Regions from separate parts of the Homo sapiens genome. Here all the other regions are linked to region 1. The links are chromatin loops, found by intact Hi-C in ENCODE. Cell type or tissue: IMR-90. All regions are shown on one strand.

Evidence for each region. A loop is a pair of places that touch in the nucleus more often than their neighbours do. Peaks named below come from ENCODE experiments on the same cell type or tissue, not always from the same donor. Only the 100,000 strongest peaks of a DNase experiment are listed, where the experiment ranks them.
Region 2: a loop joins it to region 1, with 6 times the contacts of the local background. A loop is called at or near these places in 60 of 110 quality-filtered maps.
Region 3: it touches region 1 in a loop (4-fold over the local background); 21 of 110 quality-filtered maps call a loop at or near these places.

Annotation. Positions count from the first base shown.
Region 1 is chr14:53,301,654-53,309,653 of GRCh38, forward strand. No RefSeq gene overlaps it. Among named protein-coding and RNA genes, the nearest start is that of DDHD1-DT, 150 kb to the left of the region's middle. RefSeq lists an enhancer at 4,598-4,892. In IMR-90, a CTCF peak has its summit at 4,750 (motif pointing left); DNase peaks (open chromatin) are centred at 3,618, 4,758 and 5,438; H3K4me3 peaks cover 302 bases; H3K27ac peaks cover 848 bases.
Region 2 is chr14:52,819,219-52,827,218 of GRCh38, forward strand. The region is part of intron 1 of LOC105370500 (a long non-coding RNA gene); the gene reads left to right. Among named protein-coding and RNA genes, the nearest start is that of GNPNAT1, 32 kb to the left of the region's middle. In IMR-90, a CTCF peak has its summit at 4,550 (motif pointing right); a DNase peak (open chromatin) is centred at 4,563.
Region 3 is chr14:52,948,271-52,956,270 of GRCh38, forward strand. It overlaps FERMT2 (FERM domain containing kindlin 2), which reads right to left and starts at 2,780. Exons shown (of 15, transcript NM_006832.3): 1 at 2,651-2,780; 2 at 2,142-2,307. The coding sequence starts at 2,298. RefSeq lists a silencer at 2,549-2,758 and an enhancer at 3,479-4,057. In IMR-90, a CTCF peak has its summit at 3,538; DNase peaks (open chromatin) are centred at 2,891, 3,541 and 6,461; H3K4me3 peaks cover 3,816 bases; H3K27ac peaks cover 3,667 bases.

The DNA of each region.
Region 1 (8,000 bases):
GTCATTCAGGAGCAGGTTGTTCACTTTCCATGTAGTTGAGTGGTTTTGAGTGAGTTTCTTAATCCTGAGTTCTAGTTTGATTGCACTGTGGTCTGAGAGACAGTTTGTTTTAATATCTGTTCTTTTACATTTGCTGAGGAGAGCTTTACTTCCAACTATGTGGTCAGTTTTGGAATAGGTGTGGTGTGGTGCTGAAAAGAATGTATATTCTGTTGATTTGGGGTGGAGAGTTCTGTAGATGTCTATTAGGTCTGCTTGGTGCAGAGCTGAGTTCAATTCCTGGGTATCCTTGTTAACTTTCTGTCTCGTTGATCTGTCTAATGTTGACAGTGGGGTGTTAAAGTCTCCCATTATTATTGTGTGGGAGTCTAAGTCTCTTTGTAGGTCACTAAGGACTTGCTTTATGAATCTGGGTGCTCCTGTATTGGGTGCATATATATTTAGGATAGTTAGCTCTTCTTGTTGAATTGATCCCTTTACCATTATGTAATGGCCTTCTTTGTCTCTTCTGATCTTTGTTGGTTTAAAGTCTGTTTTATCCGAGACTAGGATTGCAACCCCTGCCTTTTTTTGTTTTCCATTTGCTTGGTAGATCTTCCTCCATCCTTTTGTTTTGAGCCTATGTGTGTCTCTGCACGTGAGATGGGTTTCCTGAATACAGCACACTGATGGGTCTTGACTCTTTATCCAATTTGCCAGTCTGTGTCTTTTAATTGGAGCATTTAGTCCATTTACATTTAAAGTTAATATTGTTATGTGTGAATTTGATCCTGTCATTATGATGTTAGCTGGTGATTTTGCTCGTTAGTTGATGCAGTCTCTTCCTAGCCTCGATGGTCTTTACAATTTGGCATGATTTTGCAGTGGCTGGTACCGGTTGTTCCTTTCCATGTTTAGTGCTTCCTTCAGGAGCTCTTTTAGGGCAGGCCTGGTGGTGACAAAATCTCTCAGCATTTGCTTGTCTGTAGAGGATTTTATTTCTCCTTCACTTATGAAGCTTAGTTTGGCTGGATATGAAATTCTGAGTTGAAAATTCTTTTCTTTAAGAATGTTGAATATTGGTCCCCACTCTCTTCTGGCTTGTAGAGTTTCTGCTGAGAGATCCGCTATTAGTCTGATGGGCTTCCCTTTGTGGGTAACCCGACCTTTCTCTCTGGCTGCCCTTAACATTTTTTCCTTCATTTCAACTTTGGTGAATCTGACAATTATGTGTCTTGGAGATGCTCTTCTTGAGGAGTATCTTTGTGGCATTCTCTGTATTTCCTGAATCTGAATGTTGGCCTGCCTTGCTAGATTGGGGAAGTTCTCCTGGATGATATCCTGCAGAGTGTTTTCCAACCTGGTTGCATTCTCACCGTCACTTTCAGGTACACCAATCAGACGTAGATTTGGTCTTTTCACATAGTCCCGTATTTCTTGGAGGCTTTGTTCGTTTCTTTTTATTCTTTTTTCTCTAAACTTCCCTTCTCGCTTCATTTCATTCATTTCATCTTCCATCACTGATACCCTTTCTTCCAGTTGATTCCATCGGCTCCTGAGGCTTCTGCATTCTTCACGTAGTTCTCGAGCCTTGGCTTTCAGCTGCATCACCTCCTTTAAGCACTTCTCTGTATTGGTTATTCTAGTTATACATTCGTCTAAATTTTTTTCAAAGTTTTTAACTTCTTTGCCTTTGGTTTTAATTTCCTCCTGTAGCTCGGAGTAGTTTGATCGTCTGAAGCCTTCTTCTCTCAACTCGTCAAAGTCATTTTCCATCCAGCTTTGTTCCGTTGCTGGTGAGGAACTGCGTTCCTTTGGAGGAGGAGAGGTGTTCTGCTTTTTAGAGTTTCCAGTTTTTCCATCAGCAGAATGATTTTAAGGACTGAACTAAAATCTAGAGAAAATGATTGAGAAATTTTGAGTAATTAGTCTCCAAAAGTTAAGGATGAGCTTTGGCCTTAGGATATTAAATGACTTGGGATAAGGAGCAGCAGCTCATGCCTATAATCCCAGCACTTTGGGAGGCTGAGATGGGCAGATCACCTGAGATCAGGAGTTCAAGACCAGCCTGGCCAACATGGCAAAACCCTGTCTCTACTGAAAATATAAAAATTAGCTGGATATGATGGTGCATGCTACTCGGGAGGCTGAGGCAGGAGAATTGCTTGAACTTGGGAGATGGAGGTTGTAGTGTGTGGAGATTGGGTCATTGCACTCCAGCCTGAGCAACAGAGCAAGACTCCGTCTCACAGAAAAAAAAAAAGACATGGGACACGTAGTATCCTTTGAAGTACTTATGGCACAACTTGCCTCTTAGAAGTTCTTGAAGATATGGAAGGAGAGCAAAGTGATGTGTGTTGTAGAAAACAGATGCTGCTGATTTGAATGAAGGTTCAACGTGAGAGCTTGGTCCATAAAGCAGACCCATGGACCTAGTCTACCCTACACTAACCTGCCTCCCCCACACGCACAAACTGTGGAGGAGAACGCCCCCACACATTCTGGCTCTGTTTCCCCTTGTACTGTGGGAATTTGAGCCTCCTTATCCTCACAAATGGTTCTGAAAGCCCTCAAAAGAGTATATCACCAGTGTATTATTTTCCAATTTCTGCTGTAACACATTACCACAGTCTTAGTGGCTTAAAACCACACACACTTATCTTATATAGTTCTGGGGGCTGTAAGTCTAAAATGGGTCGGCAGAGCCATGCTGCCTTGGGAAGCTCCACGGGAAAACCCATTTCGTTGCCTTTTCCAGCTTCTGAAGACTTCCTACATTTCTTAGCTTGAGGCCTCTTTCTTTATCTTTAAAGCCAGCAGTGCAGCATCTTTGTATCTCTCTCTGACCACTGCTTCTGTTGTTGTATCTTCTTCTCTGATTCTGACTCTCCTTCCTCCCTTTTCTAAGGACCCTGTGATTGATTGTCTTGGGCCCACCACATAATCCAGGATAATGTCCCCATCTCAACGTCCTTAATCACATCTACAATGTCCCTTTTGCCCTGTAAGGTAATGCACTCACAGCTTCTGGGGTTTAGGACGTGGGCATCTTTGGGGGGTCTTTATTCCACTACCGCAGCCAGTTCTCTGAGAACTAGTTGTTTTTGTCACAGCAGGAGGTCTGTGATTTTTCTTCTTCTGATACTGGGTCATTAAATGCTGGCTTCATTTGCAGCTGGGGCCTCTTCTTCATGAATGGCAGATGCAGCAGCAGTGTCACAGATGCCTCCCAAAGGCACCCTCTCTCTGTGGATGCTGCCAGTCTCCAAGATTGAGGATGGTGATGTCAGCCCTACGGCTGCCCAAGGCCAGTGCTGTTTTTATTGTTTCCACCACCATCAACACAGCCAGCAGCATGAGGGGGGCCAATAATGTCAACAGGTTTCAGCATTTTCTCCATCATCACCCTTGGGACTTGGATGTGAGTCTCCTGGATAAGCTGAGCGATGGTCACCCTGCTTTGTTAATGACCACACCACCCCTTGAACCCTGGCCCATTGGTTTTGAACCAGCTTCTCTCTTTCCCTTTGGGGTCATTCTGTCCCAGGAGGCTCCTCTGTTCCTCCTTACACCACAGCTGTCCTTCCAGGCTCAGATATTTTGGAATCTCAGTGTAAACACAGCTGGGACTCAGGCTGCCACGTAACACATGCTTCTCTTAGGCTACCTTCCCAAGTGTTTACATTCCATGCTGGAAGAACTTGGCTCCTTCAACAAACTCAGAGAAAGAATCAGTACAGTTCCTAATTTTTCACACTTTCTACCTAGTCTAGGATTGAGCATCTGGATCCAATTGGAGGCCACTTGTCCTAATTTAGCACTTCCTATTAATTTGTAAGGAATTACTATTGAAATACATAATTTAGCAACTTCAGATTTTACAAGCTATGGCAAGTGCCATACCAAATAGGATTTGACTGGATTTATTGCTGTTGAAAAGGAAATCTTTGATTTTTCTCCTCCTAGCTACTATTGATTCATTTCATACCAGAGTGTATAAAATTGGACCTATAGAAAACATTTTCTTCCCTCCCTTGATCTGGTTGGAAAAAATGTTTTCATTTCATGAAATAAACAGTGAAAGAATTTTCATGAATATGTATGTAGTTTTAATGAGTTTTGTTTCTCATGATGAAATGTATTAATATTTTATATGTTGCCCTCCCGGGAAATGGAGGAATCTGAGATCCTAGACTAGCTGCAGTTTGTCCAACAGGAATCAATATTCATAATGCTCAGGACAGTGGAACCTAATTCCCAGAACCTCTGGTTGTGGAGGCTGACCTGGGCAGAGGAGGCAGGCTGAGGAGGCATTGTTGCAGTAGGGAATATCCTGCACATACCCAGCTTCTTCACCTGGGTGGCGAGGACACAGGTTGCTGAAGACTCAGGAATGTGTATGCAAGTCTTTAAGGAGTAGGAAATGGGAGGGAGATGAGGGGTGGGCATGGTGGGAGGCTCCTGAGAGATATAAAAACAGGGTTCCAGTAGTTGGACTGTCGTCCTTCCACAGGCCTTTTCATTGATGTGCAAGAGTCATCTTTTGGTACCACTTCCTGGGGACGTTTCCTCCCTCGAGATTGATAACTGAGAATAACCCTAGCCATACTGGAATATAATTCCTGATATCCTGAAAGTGTATTTTCACATTCAGATATACAACTATACCCAGGTGTACCTATTCCCGTTAATTTTGGGCATGGCGCGGTAGCTGAGGCCCATGGATTGAAACAAAGACCGCTTCTGCCATCTGCTGGGCACTCTGAGGAACTCAAAGGATTTTTCCACAGGAAGAGGGGGAGTTTGATGAATTTCGTTTCAAATTTACTTTAGCACTTGAGAATTTAGCCAAGTATTAAACAGATTAATTTTTGCCTTTGTGAAGGCTTGCATGACTTTGATCATTCAGTCGTTTTAATGAACTCAACGTGGTTGTTTCCGATTTGGCCTTGAAAGCCTTGGCATGTCGCCGTGCTCTGAGTGGGAGCCTCGCTGCCTCCAGCTTGGGTTTCTCAGTTTTGGCAGGGCTTTCCTTCCCACTGATGGAAGATTTACAGAGGAAAAAAAAATCATTATGTCTGAAATTCTGCCAGGATACATCAGCGTATTTCCAGGCTGCCATCTACCGTGTAACTCTCTGAAGATTTAATATGAAAATTAAAAAAAAAATTGCAGTGCACCTGCTCCTAAGGAAAACTACCTTGTCGTAGGATCGCATGCTTTTATTAAATTAGAGAATTTTAAATTGTATTTATGAGGATGTACAACTTGGGTTTCTTCCCTTAGGCTTCCTGGTCTCTGTGTTAAGTACAACTTGCCTCCAAGGTCACCCTCCCACCCTCCATAATTAGCCCAGAAATTTAACAGGGGCTTCTGGCAGCAGTTTTACCCAGCAAGCTTAGCGTAGCACTATTTGTGGTCAGATCCTGAGTGATTCAGCAGCTCTACTATCCTTAGAGTCTTGTCTCATCCCACACAAAGCCCTTTTCAGACCCAGTTTGACATTCTGATATTGTACCATGGCCCCGCAGGGTCAGGGAGTATAATGTGGTGATTCAATAGCTGTCTTGGAGCAGAAAAAGGGCATTCAGTGGTGGGTTAAAGGGCAGGCTGGTGACAAGGAGGGAGCAAGACAACATTCTACAGATTCTGCAGCTTTGCTTGGCTAGGAGCGAAACATCTCACCTCGAAAAATGGCTTCAGAGGCACAAAAATTATTTTCTTTGTTACTTAGCTTTTTAGTATCAGGACCTCAGACCTGAGTTGGTAGGGTATGACTAGATAGGAGAAGTTCCTCTCTGTGGGGTCCCTTCCTTGGCATACTGTTTTGTGGTAAATGGACTGAAACAGAATTCATTGAAGTCAACTGAAGTCACTGAGAATGTCTGCTTAAGTTGTTGAACATTACAGTTTTGGTGATATGCTTGGAAGCTAAAATCCATGACGGGCTTCTCCAAATTTTATCCTCTTATTTTCTTTGACTGGTTTCTGTACCTGGTCCAGTTTTAAAAGCTATTTGTGACCATGCTGGATGTCAGAATAAGAGAGCACTCAAGAGAAGTGAGATTATTGGGTTTGGTCCATGGGATATTTCATACCTAGAGTAGCCTTCCATTTCAGAGCTATTTTAAAGCTGGTTCCTCACTTTGTTGAGAGCAGTTGAGAGCAAACTGATGGATGGGGATGTGAGAAATAAGTTCTCCTGGACATGATTTGCAGTCTATACATATTTACCTTTTAGAGAAAAAGGAAATGACAGCCACAATTTGTCCTTCGCTGATTAACATGCCATTTCTCACTGTTTTGATAAGCAACAACAACAATAAATCCCACCTCTTGCCATATTTCTCAGACCTGGGAAACTTGTGTTAAGTCAAACTTTGTTCCAAGTTGACTGTCCCACTCTGAGGGCAACTTGAAGGGGTGACAATGCCTAGATGATCTGAGTTTTACTAATACTAAGCAAATTGTGGTTATTTGCTTCGGGCAGACTGAAAGGAAATTTATCCTTGCAACATTTATGAAGATCTTGTTTGCTAAGCAACTTAGTATTATCAAGGAAGGTGGGATTGTATTGTAGAGAACTGCTTTGCTAGATAGCAGGACATTTAGGATCTGGTTTCATTCTGGCACTCACCAACTGTGTGATCCTGGCTTTTATCTTTTTAGCCTAAGTTTCCTCATCTGGAAAGTGGTTGGCATGATGATTTCTGTAGTCCTTTTAAGTTTTAGAATACCATAATCTACCTTTGCAAGAAGAAGAGTCATTTTTGAGGAATATAGATAACATTCTAATTAATCTCGTATCTTCATTTAAATAGACTTTGAAATATTATGTGAGCAGTTAAAATATAGCCCCTATTCATCTATATGTCTATCTCTCATCTACCTCTTTTTTCATTCTTTTCATTCATCTGCCTACCTGTATATATAATATTGGGTTATCAAGTAGGCAGATTAAGCCTGTACTCAAGCAGTGGTACCAAAAATATTTTGGAAATAATTTGATATATGAAAAAACTTATCAAAATGGTCATTCTGAGAAAAATTACCTTTATTAATTTCTTTATACCGATTTTATGTGTTAACATTGTATATATGGGAAGTAGTAGTCTTGTAACCTTTTAGTTTTTAGGGCTTCTATAGGTATTTATTTATTTATTTATTTAATTAATTTCAATAGTTTTTTTTGGGGAACAGGTGGTGTTTGGTTGCATGGAAAAGTTCTTCAGTGGTGATTCTGAGATTTTGGTACACCTGAGCAGTGTACACTGCACCCTATTTGTAGTCTTTTATCCCTTACCCCCCTCCCACGCTTCACCCTGAGTCCCCAGAATCCATTATTTTATTCTTAGGTGTTTGGGTCCTCATAGCTTAGCTTCCACTTATAAATGAAAACATGTGACTTTTGGTTTTCCATTTCCGAGTTACTTCATTTAGAATAATGGTCTCCAACTCCATCCAGGTTGCTACAAATGCCATTATTTCATTCCTTTTTATGGCTCAGTAGTATTCCATGGTGTGTGTGTGTGTGTGTGTGTGTGTGTGTGTGTATGTATGTATCTCACATTTTCTTTATCCACTTGTTGGTTGCTTTCATGTTTTTGCAATTGAGAATTGTGCTGCTATAAACGTGTGTGCAAGTGTGTTTTTTCATATAATAACTTATTTTCCTCTGGGTAGATACCCAGTAGTGGGACTGCTGGATCAAATTGTAGTTCTACTTTTAGTTCTTTAAGGAATCCCCATACTATTTTCGATAGTGTTTGTACCAGTTTACATACCCACCAGAAGTATAAAAGTGTTGCCTTTTCACCACATCCGTGCCAACATCTGTTAACATTGTTTTGGTCAATCTTTCCCACTTGGAATGGCTGTATTTGCCCAATGCCTGTACCCCTGTTGTATCTAGGAAGTAATTAACATGCTTTTAATTTTACAAGCTTATAGGTGGAAGGGACTTGCCTTTTCTCAGATGAGACTTTTGACTGTGGACTTTTGAGTTAATGCTGAAATGAGTT
Region 2 (8,000 bases), 480 kb before region 1:
TGACTTCACTGCTTACCTTAAATGCAGGTGGTGACTTACAAAGCTGGCTTATTTAGGAGATCCAGCTAACACCTGAAAGGCTATACTATACATTTCTGTACAAGATTGCTGTAATTAATATTTATCATAGAAACTAGGAGTTGAGACTCTTCACTTATATGTCATCGAAATTATACTAGTCATGGTAAAAATCATTATTAGACATCTTTCTTTCCTAACAGTTCTTTGACAAATATGTCTCCTAGATTGTAAAAGAGACTGACAAAAAATCAGAGAACCTTTAGCCCAGCAAATGACATAAATGACTTACCTTCCCACCAGATAATACTTGTCAAGAAATATACCAAAATTAGGCTGAAATTGCTTTACTCTATCACCTTTACTGCAATAAATCTGTGTATATCTTGTTAGGGATTAGCCTATCATAACTCACAAAGATTAAAATGTTATTGCCATTTATATATTTTTTTTTTTCCGAGACGAAGTCTCGCTCTGTTGCCCAGGCTAGAGTGCAGTGGCGCGATCTCGGCTCACTGCAAGCTCCGCCTCCCGGGTTCACGCCATTCTCCTGCCTCAGCCTCCCGAGTAGCTGGGACTACAGGCACCCGCCACCACGCCCGGCTATTTATTTATTTATTTATTTATTTGTATTTTTAATAGAGATGGGGTTTCACCATGTTAGCCAGGATGGTCTTGATATACTAACCTCGTGATCCGCCCGCCTCGGCCTCCCAAAGTGCTGGGATTACAGGCGTGAGCCATCGCACCTGGCCATATCTATTTCTTTATTTGAATCTGGGTTCTCAAAATCTTGTGACCTGAAAAAGAAAAAAGAAATTGCCTGGATGCTAAATCTGATATTTGGTATTGGCTCCATGTATTTCAGTGTCTGAATCTGATACACCCTATGACCAAACAAGACAAATGGGAAACTCTTCCTCCTTGATGTTAAATTGAAAATCATTTTAAATATTAAAGCAAAACATATTGAACAGATGCAAAATTGGCATGAATTTTAATTGTTATCCTGCAGCAGGTTGCTTTAGGCAGCTAACGTTAGGTTTCTGAAACTTTTCCCTTAAGTTCCTAGAGAAGCAGGAGAGTGTGGATGAGAGGCTACCTCGGTGTGTCATTACAACAAATTAGGTAATATACCATCATTTGCTGTTGTTGTTGTAGTTTTCCTACCAGAATGGAAAAGCACATGAAGTTTCATTGATTCCACAGCTGTGTATTTGTACCTATGTATGTGCAAGGCTCTGTGCTAATAAGCTCTGTGAATGTAATGGTAAATAACTAAAATATAGTTGGGCACATTGGCTCATGCCTGTAATCCCAGCACTTTGGGAGGCTGAGGCTGGTGGATCACCTGAGGCTGGTGGATCACCTGAGGTCAGGAGTTCAAGGCCAGCCTGGCCAACATGGTGAAACCCCATCTCTACTAAAAATACAAAAATAGCCAGTTGTGGTGGTGCACACCTATAGTCCTAGCTACTTGGGAGGCTGAGGCAGGAGCATTGCTTGAACCCAGGAGGTGGAGGTTGCAGTGAGCTGAGATCACGCCACTGCACTGCAGCCTGGGTGACAGAGCAAGACTCCATCTCAAAAACAAAACAAGACAAACAACAAAAAACTAAAATACATCAAAGTACCCAGAAGTAGATACTTTATCGCCATCTTAAGTAAAAACAAAAACTATCTCAAATTTTTTTGTGAAAATAAATAGGATGGCCTGTGTAGCTTGGGACATGGTAGGTGCCCAATGAATGAGAGTTTCAAAGATGGCCTAGCCATATGAGATGTGTAAATCTAGATTAAACATTGATTTTAAAAAATAAGACTCACGCATATATGTAATCCCAGCACTTTGGGAGGCCAAGGCAGGAGGATCACTTGAGTGTAGGAGTTTGAGACCAGCCTGGGCAACATGGTGAAACCCCATCTCTACAAAAATACAAAAATTAGCCAGGCATGGTGGAACACACCTGTGGTCCCAGCTGCTCAGGAGGCTGAGGCGGGAGGATCAATCGAGCCCAGGAGGCCAAGACTGCAGTGAGTTGTGATCGTGCCACTGCACTCAAAACTGGGTGACAGAGTGACACTCTCATAAAATAAATAAATAAAGCTATAAAGAACATCATTGGGACAATTACAGACATTTCGATTTAAGCTGGATATGAGATAGGGCATTACTGTTGATTTTCTTAGGTTTGATAATGACATTGGGGTTATGAAGGAGAATATCCTTGTTCTTAAATGATGCTTCAGGGAATATTAGGAAAAAAGTGTCATGATATCTGTGACTTACTTTCAATGGGATCAGAAATAAAAATAGATAAAGAAGACTGTTACTAATAGCCAGATGAAGGTGGCGGGTTTATGAGTGCCCATTATTCTATTCTCCCAAATTTTAAGGATGTTTGAAATTTTTCAAAATAAAAACTTGGATAAAAAAAATAGTTCTTTTTACTCTTCCCTGTTTAAAAAAAAAAGTTATTATGCAATTTCCCAGACAGAATCTATTCCCAAACTATGAATTAGAAATTGGAGATCATACAAACTGGAGGAAGATTCAGAAAGGATTTTGTTGTTTTTCTTTTAAATCTAAGTTACACCACTCAAGGGTAAACTTAGATCTGAGGCAACACTGTTCATGAACTTTGTCACAACAAATATTGAATGTTTATTTGCCTGAACTCCGTTTAACCTTGCACATTCACCTTCGTGTTGGCGAAGAGTTGTATTTCATAATTCCTAGCAAGGCAATGCCACCTAGTCCATGTAAGTGTTCATATTATGGCACACCTAGGGGCGTGGTGGGCAGTGGAGCCAGGACAGTTAGAAGATGCAGTTTCACTTGGTGAGTTTACAATTTAATTGGAAGCAAAACATGATGAAGCTGAAGAACACGCTCAGAACAATTTGGAAACTACAAGTTAAAACAGCACAGTTCCCTGGGAGGTGGAGGTTGCAGGGAGCTGAGATCAGCCATTGCACTCTAGCCCGGGTGACAAAGTGTGACTCCGTTTCTAAATAAATAAATATAAAATAAAAAGCACAGTTCCAAAAGTGGTAATAAGGAGGAAGCCATTGCTAACATTGGTGTGGAAAAAAATCTGTGGTGATAATTCAGATGTTAACAATGACCAGACGTTTGCTATAGATGTCACACTTCTGCAGAGATTACATTTTTCTTCAAGTCCCAGTAGATTCAGGGTGCCACCATTGGAATTTTCTGTTGCTAGCCACATTTCCAATTTAGGGATTCCTTCCCTGAAGTTGAACCCTAGAATGGCATTGTGTATCTAACCATGGAGGAACTGTTTTTGTGACCATAGTTTCAGCAAGTCCACAAAGCCCCCAGGGTAAAGAATGTATCCAGTGTACCCAATATATATTGTATATACAATATATCACAGTATTAGGTAGACATCTTTGATCCTTAGTATCAGACTTAAAAGAGAGTGTTACTGATTTTCCTAAGGAATGTGAAAAAGAATAGTTGATCCCCTAAAAAGTCATGATAGGCTGGGCGTGGTGGCTCACACCTGTAATCCCAGCACTTTGGGAGGCCAAGGCGGGTGGATCACCTGAGGTCAGGAGTTCAAGACCAGCCTGGCCAACATGGTGAAACCCTGTCTCTACTAAAAATACAAAAATTAGTTGGGCATGGTGACAGGTGCCTGTAGGAGAATCGCTTGTATCTGGGAGGCAGAGGTTGCAGTGAGCCGAGACCGCGCCATTGCACTCCAGCCTGGGCAACAAGAATGAAACTCTGTCTCAAAAAAAAAGAAAAAGTCATGATAGGGGAAAGAAAATGACCTAGATTCATATAGGAGCTAAGAATTCTTACAGCTACTATTGTCACGCGCGTCCGTGTGAAGAGACCACTAAACAGACTTTGTGTGAGCAACAAGGCTGTTTATTTCACCTGGGTGCAGGCGGGCTGAGTCTGAAAAGAGAGTCAGCAAAGGGTGGTGGATTATCATTAGTTCTTACAGGTTTTGGGATAGGTGGTGGAGGTAGGAGCAATGTTTTGTGGGCAGGGGGTGGATCTCACAAAGTACATTCTCAAGGGTGGGGAGAATTACAAAGAACCTTCTTATGGGTGGGGAGAATTACAAAGAAGCTTCTTATGGGTGGGGGAGATTACAAAGTACCTTCTTAAGGGTGGGGGAGATTACAAAGTACATTGATCAGTTAGGGTGGGGCAGAAGCAAATCACAATGGTGGAATGTCATCAGTTAAAGCTATTTTCACTTCTTTTGTGGATCTTCAGTTGCTTCAGGCCATCTGGATATATAAGTGCAGGTCACAGTGGATATGATGGCTTAGCTTGGGCTCAGAGGCCTGACAACTGTGACATTCATTCTAAAAGTTTTATCCGATGTGATAGACCTATTACAATTCTCATATATTTACCCAGGCACTTTCTGCAAGTATAAAATATATTGACTTAATATTGTATTGTTAAGGCTAAAAAATCATTTTTAATAAATGAAAAATGTACAAAAGTATTCCTTTTTACCTCTAGGTGGTGCTGTGTATCGTTTTTTGTGAGCACAAGTTGCCTAGTTTTTAAATTGGATGGACTCAAAGATTAACCATCTTATTTTACAGATAAACTAAGATTCATTGAAATTTTGTTTTAAGATAAAAATTCTGGTTTGAGGCAGAGCCAGGATTAAAGCCTTTTTTCGGTAAAGTGTTTAATGTACGAATCATTTTACAAAAAGTATTGTCATTCCAAAGTTATTGCAAGCAGTATTACACAGTTGTGACAAGTTTAAAATTTTATTTTATTGATTTATGACATTTTCTTAGAAAGTTCTAAAAGAGGCCGGGCGCAGTGGCTCACGCCTGTAATCCCAGCACTTTGGGAGGCCAAGGTGGGCGGATCATGAGGTCAGGAGATCGAGGCCATTCTGGCTAACACGGTGAAACCCCGTCTCTACTAAAAATACAAAAAAAATTAGCTGGGTGTGGGGCAGGCACCTGTAGTCCCAGCCACTTGGGAGGCTGAGGCAGGAGAATGGCGTGAACCTGGAAGGCAGAGCTTGCAGTGAGCCGAGATCGTGCCACTGCACTCCAGCCTGGGCAACAGAGCGAGACTCCATCTCAAAAAAAAAAAAGAAAAAAAGAAAGTTCTAAAAGAGAATGATTCTCCAAATTAAGATGAAAATAGATAGTAATGACAGATAATGGACTATCATTATGTGTACATCTAAATTACTTTACCAAAGAAACTCCCAATGGTTAAAGAACACAGATAACTTGCTGAAAAGGAAATAAAAATTGGTAATACTTACATGAAAATCTATTCAAAATCACTAAGAATCAAAAACTAGAATAGCAACACGGTCTCCCCTTGTCCCTTTCAGATGAGCAAAAATGTCCATAAAGTGGTCATCTTTCAGAGATGCTGAGTCAGTGGTAAGACAGGCATTTCACCCACGGGCAGTAGGAGCATAAATTAGTACAATATTCTGAAAGTTAATCTGACAGATGTTATCAAGAACCTTAAATTCTTCAAACTCTGACGTAGTAGTTCAACTTCTAGTCTGCTCTCGTAGGAAATAAACAGAAATATGGAAAACTTATGTGCAAAGATATTGACTACATCATTACATATGGTACTTGTAAATAAGAAAATCATTACATAAATTAGGGTATGGTTATGATATCTCACAGCCATTTACAAACTTTTTGCAAATAATTTTAAATGACATAGGAAAATATTCATAATACTATCCTAAATTAGGAGACTAAAATCTATTAGCATGGTATTAGCTGTATAAAAATATTACAGTATTTGGAGAAAAAGAATGAAAAACATTCAAATATTAACAAAGGTTATCTGAATATGAAGAGTATGAGTTATTACTTCTTTCAGCTTTCTTTTATTTTTCGAGTTTTCTATGAAGTATAAATAGTACTTTATAGACAGAAAAAATGTTATTTTTAAAATGAAATAAGTAGCATTTGGAGTGATTTTGAAACCCATCATTCTGAAACTTGTCATTCAATCATCTGCGGCTGAGAGTTTTTCAGCTTTCCCGTTCTCCTCCCTTAGACTGGCAGTGAGAATGAGAAGGAAATGCTACACACAGCTTCATTTCCTAGAGTCAGAATCATTATGTCTCACTGGCTTTCCCTTTTCGCTCTTTGATTATGATTGAGAAAACTTCAAAACCCTAAAATCTAAAGTTTATTTTAGACAGCAGTGAATAATCATGTCTAAACAAATCTCCCTGAATATATATATTATCCACTTTTCTTCTTCAGGGTTTTCCCTCTCCCTCATTCATTTTATTCTATGAATTTTTTTTTTTTTTTTTTTTTTTGAGACAGGGTCTTACTCTGTCGCCCAGGCTGGAGTGCAGTGGTGCGATCTCAGCTCACTGCAGCCTCAGTCTCCCCAGCTCAAGCGATCCTCTCACTTCAGCCTCCCCAGTAGCTGGGAATACAGGCGAGTGCTGCCATGCCCAGCTAATTTTTGTATTTTTGTAGAGGCAGGGTTTTGCCATGTTGCCCATGCTGGTCTCAAACTCCTGGGCTCAAGCAACCCTCCTGCCTTGGCCTCCCTAAGTGCATGAGTCACTGCACCTGGCCTTATTTTATGATTTTTTTTTTTATTATTGACTCAATTATTACAACTTAATTGTATGCATGATAACTCATCAAGTGCTCTAATGTGAAGCTCACACATTCAGATGTCTTGTTAGCTTCTCCTTAGTTTATCCTAAAACCGGTTACTAAAAAGACTCTCAACTTAAACTAGACTCTTGCTAGCTCTCAATACTAAACTTAAAACATTCATTCATTTTTGGAGGAGAAAATATTGGTTCATCTGAAACTTCTTTTTAAAATTCAGATTGTCTTCTTAATGATGAAAATCATAAAATGCATATTCAGTGTAAGTAGTGAAAAAGTCTAGAATTACACTGCAAGAGACCTTCACATGTGTCCTAGAGATTGGTTAGAAGGACAGTTAGGAAGTAACAGTTTAGCATTTCCATCTGGCACTAACTATTTGTGTGATATTTGACAATTTTTTAAAAAATGTTTGTTTTAATATATTTTTCTTTCACCATCCACATTTCCACAATGGCAAATTATTTATGCTCAGTTTCTTTGCCTATAAAATTAAGATGGGGCTGGGCGCAGTGGCTCACGCCTGTAATCTCAGCACTTTGGGAGGCTGAGGCAGGTGGATCACTTGAGGTCAGAAGTTCAAGACCAGCCTGGCCAACATGGTGAAACCCTGTCTCCACTAAAAATACAAAAATTGGCCGGGCACAGTGGCTCACGTCTGTAATCCCAGCACTTTGGGAGGCCAAAGCAGGTGGATCACAAGGTCAGGAGTTCAAGACCAGCCTGGCCGAGATGGTGAAACTCCATCTCTACTTAAAAAAAAAAAAAAAAAAAAATTAGCCAGGTGCAGTGGCAGGCACCTGTAATCCCAGCTACTTGGGAGACTGAGGCAGGAGAATTGCTTGAACCCGAGTGACAGAGGTTGCAGTGAGCTGAGATCGTGCCACTGCACTCCAGCCTGGGCGACAGACTGAGACTCCATCTCAAAAACAAACAAACAAAAAAAAACAAAAATTAGCTGGGCATGGTGGTGTGCGCCTGTAATCCTAGCTACTCGGGAGGAGGCTGAGGCAGGAGAATCACTTGAACCTGGGAAGCAGAGGTTGCAGTGAGCTGAGATCTCACCATTGCACTCTGCACTCCAGCCTGGGTGACAGAGTGAGACTAAATCTCAAAAAATAATAATAAAATTAAGATGGTAGCCCAGGTGACCTATATGGCTCATGGTCTGATGGAGGGGAAGAATATTTGGAATTGTGCTTGCAGTGGAAAATCTGGGTCACATGACTTCCATATGTTTAAGATGCCTTCTGGCCAGGCGTGGTGGCTCACGCCTGTAATCCCAGCACTTTGGGAGGCTAAAGTGGAAGGATTGCTTAAGGCCAGGAGTTCAAAACCAACCTAGG
Region 3 (8,000 bases), 350 kb before region 1:
TTACGCAACTCTGAAAAATTACAAAGTTCTTTTCTAATTTGACTAGCCTGATTTGTGGATGTTTTAAATGCTGCCCTACCGAATCTCTCCTCTATTTACTTGCTGATAGGCAACGAAATAGCTTACCATTCAAAGCATCTAATCCTAAAAACCAAAAGCATCACTTAGCTCTACTTTTACCAAACAGGAAAGTCAGAGGCACTTTCTATTTGGAATTCAAAATATAAGAGGAATCAGTATGAATTCAGTTCAGAAAAGATGTAAGGTTTCCATACGCACAGCATTTCCTACCTTGTTGGGCTTCTTTTCTCTGCATAAAAAATTAAAAATGTATCAGCATTAAAAGATTAAGATTATAGTCATTTAAATTAACATCATTTCTGTCTGCAGTTTATTCTCTATATTTCTATTTATTACTGTGATTCTATAATAAACAGTCCTAAGCAATGCAAAATAAATATAGAAACCATTATTTATTCATTAGCTACAGCCTGGCTTTCGAGAACTACAAGTTGTCTCAGTCACCTTCAACAGCTCCTTTTTTTGCAATATAAAAAATATCTCCTATTGAGACCAATGTATTAATATGGTCCATTTACCATAAATTAGAAAAGCTCTAACAAAAATGCTTGTTTTCTTTGAAAACAAAATATCCAAATATTTGCTATTTTCCTTCTTAAATAATCTCATACCAGAGCTGGACAAAAAAGGTTCATACATATTTTGCAAACAGTGACTGATTTATTCAAATCAGATAAAAATACTGTTAACTGCCAGTTAAATGGTTAATCAATACAGCAAAATCTAATTTTCACTGGGCTACCTAGGAGGATTTTCTTTCCTGAGCTGTATCTCAGGGAGCCAAACAATGCAGTCTTAAGGAAGAGGCTACCTTGTAAGGAGCTTCACTTTGGTCCTTCAATAATAAAACTTCCTGCAGGGGTACAAAGCAGGTCCACCCAAATGAATCCTGCCTTATTTTGCAAAATGCATCAGAGTGCTATTTCAGTACCTTTACATACAATAATCCTTTGGTAAGAAATAGATTTCCTGACAAATAAGCACTTCTCTACTTTCCCAGTGTAGCTTGAAAACGAATGCTGTGTTTAAAAAAAAAAAGAAAAAAAAAAAGACGAAAAAAACCCCCAGAAAGTCCCCAACCCCCCTTCACCAAAACAAAAAACAATTCCAGCCTAAAAAGACAATGCCACACAGATAATCATCTTATCACAACTGTATTATGTACAAAAGGCTCTTTAAAGCTCAGGAAGATAGTTCTCTGAGCATTTCTCTTATGATCAAATCATCTATTTAGCTGACTCTTCCAGATGAAAATGGTTTCATTCATCACAAAAATGTGTACTGCACACTCTTCACACACTTCATACTGTAAGATACCTTATTATTTTAAATCGGATATCAATCCAATACATATTTGTACTCAAGCAAACACCGTCAACCTCAAATTAGTTTAACAAAGTCTGCTTTTTAACACAAAGTTCTTTCCTTGGCTTGTTATTAATATAAAACCGAACGCTCGAAACGGCTTACATCGAGCATGGACTATGGATACCAAGTTTGTCAAGCACTGCCCCACCCCTAGTAAGAGTGGATGACTGGAACATTTTAATGCACTCCACCACGTAGAACAGCCACAGAAACTTCACACTGGCGCCAGTAGTTGCACATTTTCCAGCACAGATTTTTCTTAAATGGATTTTGCATCATTCTCTATACCAAACGTCACTAACATTCAGGTATGCTGAAGACATAGATAACCACGGACACTGTAATATCACCCTCCCAACACACTTTCCTCATTCTTTTATCGTTCTGTCAGTAAATGTTAAGAATTAACGAGTTCCCCGGCACACATCCCCCGTCCCGCGTAACTACGCAATTAAGGTTATAATTGGGAGGCTCGAATCATTACATATGAAAATTCAGAGAATAGCAAAACAAAATAAGACGCAAAGGGGAACAGGTCTATCTGCTTAAATACTGAAAGATTTTACATCTCCAAAAAGCATTTGCGAGATGCCAAGATTTCTCAAATGGGCCCCTCCCCCGTCGTGAGCCTCTTTCCTCCCCCTACCAATTCTGGGAAGTCATTAGTTGGACGCGGCTGGGATGCTACTCACCGAGTTTCTCCACCAGCTTAAGCATCACGCCTCCAATGTGCACCTCGCCGGTCACTCTCAGGGTGACATCGCGGTTCAGGTCCGTCACATGGACACTCAGTTCCCACGTCCCGTCCGCGTAGCAGCCATCTGGCATCCTTATCCCGTCCAGAGCCATGGCTCCTTCCTGCGAGCGCGGAGGAAATGGCTCTCGTAAGCGTCACTCCCCCAAAGAAAGGCGAATCCCACCGAATTCGCAGCGCCGGCCACGGGCTGGGAGGTGGTGGAGGACCCGGGGCTTTCGGCAGAAACTCGGGAGGGCGGCGGCGGCCGGGGCTGCGGGAGGACCCTACGCCCCGCTCGCCCCGCAGCGTTCCTCGGTCCCGGCGCCGCCCGCCCCACACCGTCCCCGCCTAGCGGACCGCGGAGGGCTTCACCTGCCGGCCGGCCCCGAGACACAGCGCGGGCTGACTCCCCGTTCCCCTCCCCGCCGCGCCCCCTCGGGTCCCGGCGGGGTCCCGCTCCCTCACCGCGCGCTCCTAGCGCTCCGGGCCCGGGACTCGCGCGGCAACAGGCGAGGGGCTGGAGGCTCGCGGGGCGGCGGTGTCCGCGTCCGGTTCCTCGGCTGGCGAAGCGCTGCCTGTGGCCGGAGCGGCTAATGGAGTCCCGTCGTCGCGGCCCCTCGCCTGGCTCCCCGCGCTCCACCCTCTCCCCGCCCCCTCTGTCCGAGCCTGGCTGGGCTGGGCGCGCTGGCTCCCTCCTTCGCCGCCCGCAGAGCTGCCCTGAGCGGGTCCGGCCGGCCTCGCCTCTGCCCCCGCCCTCCCGGCGCCGCGCTCGGGGGAGGGGGCTGCGGGTCCCGGGCGGGGCGGGGCGGCGTGGGGCGGGGCGGCGCGGGGGTGGCGGGGGGCGCGGCGGGGCGGCAATCTCGGCCCCGCGGAGCGCTGCCCTTTTATGGAAATGAAGGACCCGGCTCAGGAATTGAATCCAACATCCGGGCTCTAGGCGGCGGGCCCTGAGGAGGGGGAGCGGGGGAGCGCGGGCGGCCTTTCCCGGGGCGCTGGTGGCCGGCGGGGCGTCTAGAGCTCAGGCTGGACTGGGGCCCCCGCGGCGTGTGTCCGCGCTGGCAGCAGGGAGAGGGGGCTTGTCCGTGAGAAACGGCCCCAGGAAATTCCCAGGGCAAGGTCGTTTTCGGAGAACAAAGTCCTCTCGCCCCCTCCCCACGCCTGCAGCGAGACAAAAAGCCTCAGGGAGGTGAGAGGTGCCGCACCCCGGGAGCTGGAGAGAGGAGTCTGGGACGGAGAAACTTTAAAAAGTAAATGCCCAAACCAACTCCTTGAATGTCCTACAAAAGAATAAGAAAACCCCGAGGGAGGTGAACCACAAAAATTGCTTTGCAAGCAATGTCCGGCACCATCAGCAACTCCTACTGGACTCCCAGGAGTTTGCAAGCGTTCTTAACCCCTTCGGACGCTCCAGCCAGATGCCAGTCAAACAGATGATGCTCTTGCCTGAGGGGAAAGGAAAGACACAACCTAGTGCCACAGGTTTTACTCAGAAACTGTTTCCCCAGCTTCTCCAGCTCTTTGTACTTATTTGTGTGTTTTTATATGCAAGTTAGAACTAACAGTCTATTAAAGCTGTTAGATGGAGATACATGTTCCATCCCACCCTCAGCCACACCTTGGATTTTAATACTTCTGGAACGGTGCCTGCAGGTACCAGGAAGAGCTAAACAACTTCACCTGTTGAAGACTGGCTAGTGATGGGGAACGGTCCTCCTGCTTCCCGCTTTTGTTTCCACTTCCCCCATTAACTGTTGTACTCTGTTGAGGGAACTCCTTTCAGAAACAGCAAACCAGAGAAACTGCCTCGCTAGCAAATTCATGGGCTCAGAAAATAAACGTCAAGAAGGCTCAGATTAAAATACCTTTTAAAGATAAAAGACTCCAGTTCGCAGTCTCATAATCTTGTCGAATTGTCTCAAACGCTTGGAAAAGGAACTCGCTAGGCAGATAACCTTTTGTTCATTAACATTACTGGGAAACAAGATGAGAGGCCTCAAGAAAGGGGTGGAACTCAGAAAGGAGTGAAAGCAGCAAAATTTAGTCAGATGCCAAAGGCTTGGCAGAAAAAAAAATAGGGAAAACCACTACAGTGTTTTTAGCTAGTTATCATGGAGAAATTGATGCCTTCAGTCTCTTATCTGTCTACTCTCCAATATTTCTACTCGTGGACGTTCCAAATAGTTCACTTGAAAGCAATATGAATGTCCGGAGATGAGGGAGTTTATGTAAATTATGGGGTTGAAAATATACAGGAAAATGTTTTTAATAAATTAAGGAATTGCTTGTTAGGGCACAAAACTGCAGAACTGGATATGCAGCTATAAAATTAAGAGCTTATTTACGTTAAATGTTCAGAGAAAAAGACTGTAAGGAAATACAGCAAAATGTTAAGAAGCTCTCTGGGTCTTGAGATCACGGAAGTTTTTTCTTTCTTTTATTCTTTATTTTCTGCCAACTCAAAAACTTTACACCACCACCTAGAATTGCATCCAGCATTTCAGTTTCTCTGTACATGCCATGACATTCACGATGATAGACACTGGATACAGCAGCTACTGACTGAACGATGGACAGGATTTTCAGAGGTTTCCTTTGGTGTTTTTTAAATAGTTCTAAAGAAAACTTGAGTTCTTTAAGAGCAGAGATTTCAAATTATTTTCATTGTCCACAAATTCACAATAGCTTGGTACAGAGAAAATGGAAAACATGCTGGTGTCAAACCAACACAAATGTCAAAGAAACAGTGGGTCTGTTCCATGGAGAAATCTCAGGGGCCAGGTACAGTGGCTCATGCCTATAATCCCAGCACTTTGGGAGGCTGAGGCAGGAGGATCACTTGAGCCCAGGAGGTGGAGGCTGCAGTGAGCTGTATTCACACCACTGCCCTCCAGCCTGGATTGATCGCAGAAAAACAAAAAACAAATCTCAATGGGAAAATCCCCACTTTAAAAATATACTTATTTATTTCCCCCACTTTATCCCCCAAAAGATTTATGGCAACGTATAAGGATGCATAAACTGTGAGATAGTATACATTATAAGTGGCACAAAACAAGAAAAAAAAGGTGGGTGGGGATTGGGAGGCTTAGAGGGGTGGAGTAGAGATTTATTTATTTATTTTGGAGTAGAGATTTAAAATGGAGCTGGGAATGAAGCTAAGAATTGTATCTTATGACATTTGCACATGCTCCAGTAAGCTACAAAAAAATTATGGCTTTCTAAACATGCCTTTCTAGAACCTAAAATATCTATGCCCTTTCTGAATATTCCCTTTCCTTCAGACAAAATTGTTGAAGCCAACTGTCATGGTTTAGAAACTCTTTTAATACAGATGGTCCCTGACTTATGATTTTTTGTTTATGACGGTGTGAAAGCGATAGGCATTCAGTAGAAACCGTACTTTGAATACCCCTAGGACCTTTCTGTTTTTCACATTCAGTACAGTATTCAATAAATTACATGAGATAGTCAACACTTTACTATAACATGGGCTTCATATTGGATCATTTTGCCCAACTGGAGGCTAATGTAAATGTTCTGGATACATTTAAGATAGGCTAGGTTAAGCTGTGATGTTCGTCGGTAGGTTAGGTATATGAAATGCATGTTTGACTTACAATATTTTCAATTTACAGAATGTAACCTCATCATAAGTTGCAGAGCATCTGTACTCGGTTTCCAAATTCTAGTTATTTTCCCACTTTCCAGTAAGAGTTACTTTCTGAACACCCCCACGACAGCACCGACTGCTCTAACTACCGTGCTTTCCTGAATCCACTTCTACGAATGTTCTCTACATTTAGTGACAGAGAGTGGGGGTGGGGAATTTTAATATTGTGAATAACTGCCCTATTTCTTAACATTTGAAATCGCTTGAGTATAGCTTCATAAGACACTTTACTGGCTTTAGAAAGTCAGCAGTATATATTTGAGCAATTAATGCACAGGAAGGCAAGGACCTTCAGTTAAGTACCAGTGGAAGAATAATTAGATTAGGTTGGGTGCAGCTGATCCCTTCAGGCCTTCTTTTTGACTATTTCAAGCTGTCACTTGCTTTGAAGATTAAAGAGGAGTCAGCCTCACCTCTCTGAAACTGGGATTTTTTTTTTCCAGTTTATCAAGTGACGCTTTCAAGTGCATTTCTTAAATATTCACTTCTACCTAAGATTTAGAATGTATTCAAATGTAGACTCTTATCTGAAATCCCCTGCTAGAACCACTAGGACAATGCAATGCTTGTGGTACTTACATCATACTGAAAAGTAGCTGAGTACGCCAGTGTTTGGAAGAACAGCTCAAGCAATGAAAGCAGCAATATCCAAATAAGGTACCAAGCACTGGACTTAGATTTAGACCAAGCAGTGCCTCACAGATCTGCCGTCAAATGCAGCCCTCGGGCTTGGTAATGCTCAGGTTGACTTTAGCTTTTTTTCTGTGCCTACTTGCACTGTGCTTTATATTTCTAGAAGGTCAATTCAAAATATAACCCCTGGGTTTGAAAGAAGGAGAGAGGATGGGGGTAGGAGAAAATAAGAGAGGATTTGTGTGGGTGTGAAATGTGTAAGGGGGGACTTGAAAATGCGACATGAGGCCAGCAAGATGAAATGTAATGAATTATTCTTGTCAAATACCAGGTGGGTAGAATTCTTTCTTTGTCTTGGGGATTGCCAAAAATGGCACACACCAATAACGCTACTAAAGAGGTAGAAATCCAGGGGTGTGGAATGTGATCTAAATGGGAAGGGAGGTTGCAAAAGCCACTTTTTTGACAGAAATGGGCAGTCACTGTAATTAGCAAGAAAAGGACTGGCAAACTGAGAAACAAGATTTGCTAGGAATATGGCTGTTTTCACAGACCAAAGAAGGGCTCCGAGATAACAGTGAAATCTTTAAGGGGAAAGAAATGCACTGCTTACATTTACTGCTTTAGTTACAGAAAGTTTTATGTAGGAAACCATGCTCGGGATACCTTTTCCCCCACCTCCCCCCACCGACTTAAGTTTGAACACCAGGACATCTTGTGAAATATTCTTCACCTCAACAAAAATATCAAATGTTCACACGTACAAACACAGTAACTATGTGTCTAGCACAGTGTAGGACATTGAGACAGGCATGTAAATGTATAACACATGTCACAAATTCTTAAGGAACATCTATCTGATACAGGAGGCTTATATTTAAAACATCAGAAAGGACAGCCACGTACAACATATACAAAAATTAACTAAATACAGCATAGGCTTAAATGTAAGGTCTAAACCTATAAAATTCCTCCAAGAAAATATAGTACTAAACGTTATGACCTTGGATTAGGCAATGGCTTCTTAAATAAGACATCAAGGCATAAGCAACAAAGGAAAATATAGTTAAGTTGGATTTTATCAAAGTTTAAAATAGTTATATTTTAAAGGCAGCAACCAAAATGTGAAAAAGCAATTTATAGAATGGGAAGAATATTTGCAAATCATATATATTTTCAGTGACTTGTATAAAAAATAAATAAAGAGCTATTACAATTCAACAATAACCCCAGACAAATAACCTAACTAAAAATGGGCAAAGAATATGGATATACAGTTGTCCAAAGGAGACATACAAATGGCCACACAGAATATTCTCAACATCATTTATCAGCAGGGAAATACAAATTAAGGTACAATGAGATAACACCTCACATCCTACTAGAAGGACTATAATAAAAAAGATGATAACAAGTGTTGGTTAGGATGTGGAAAAATTGCAACCCTTATACGCTGCTGATGGGAAAGCAAATGGTAAGTTGCTTTGAAAAACAGTTCGGCAGTTCCTCAAA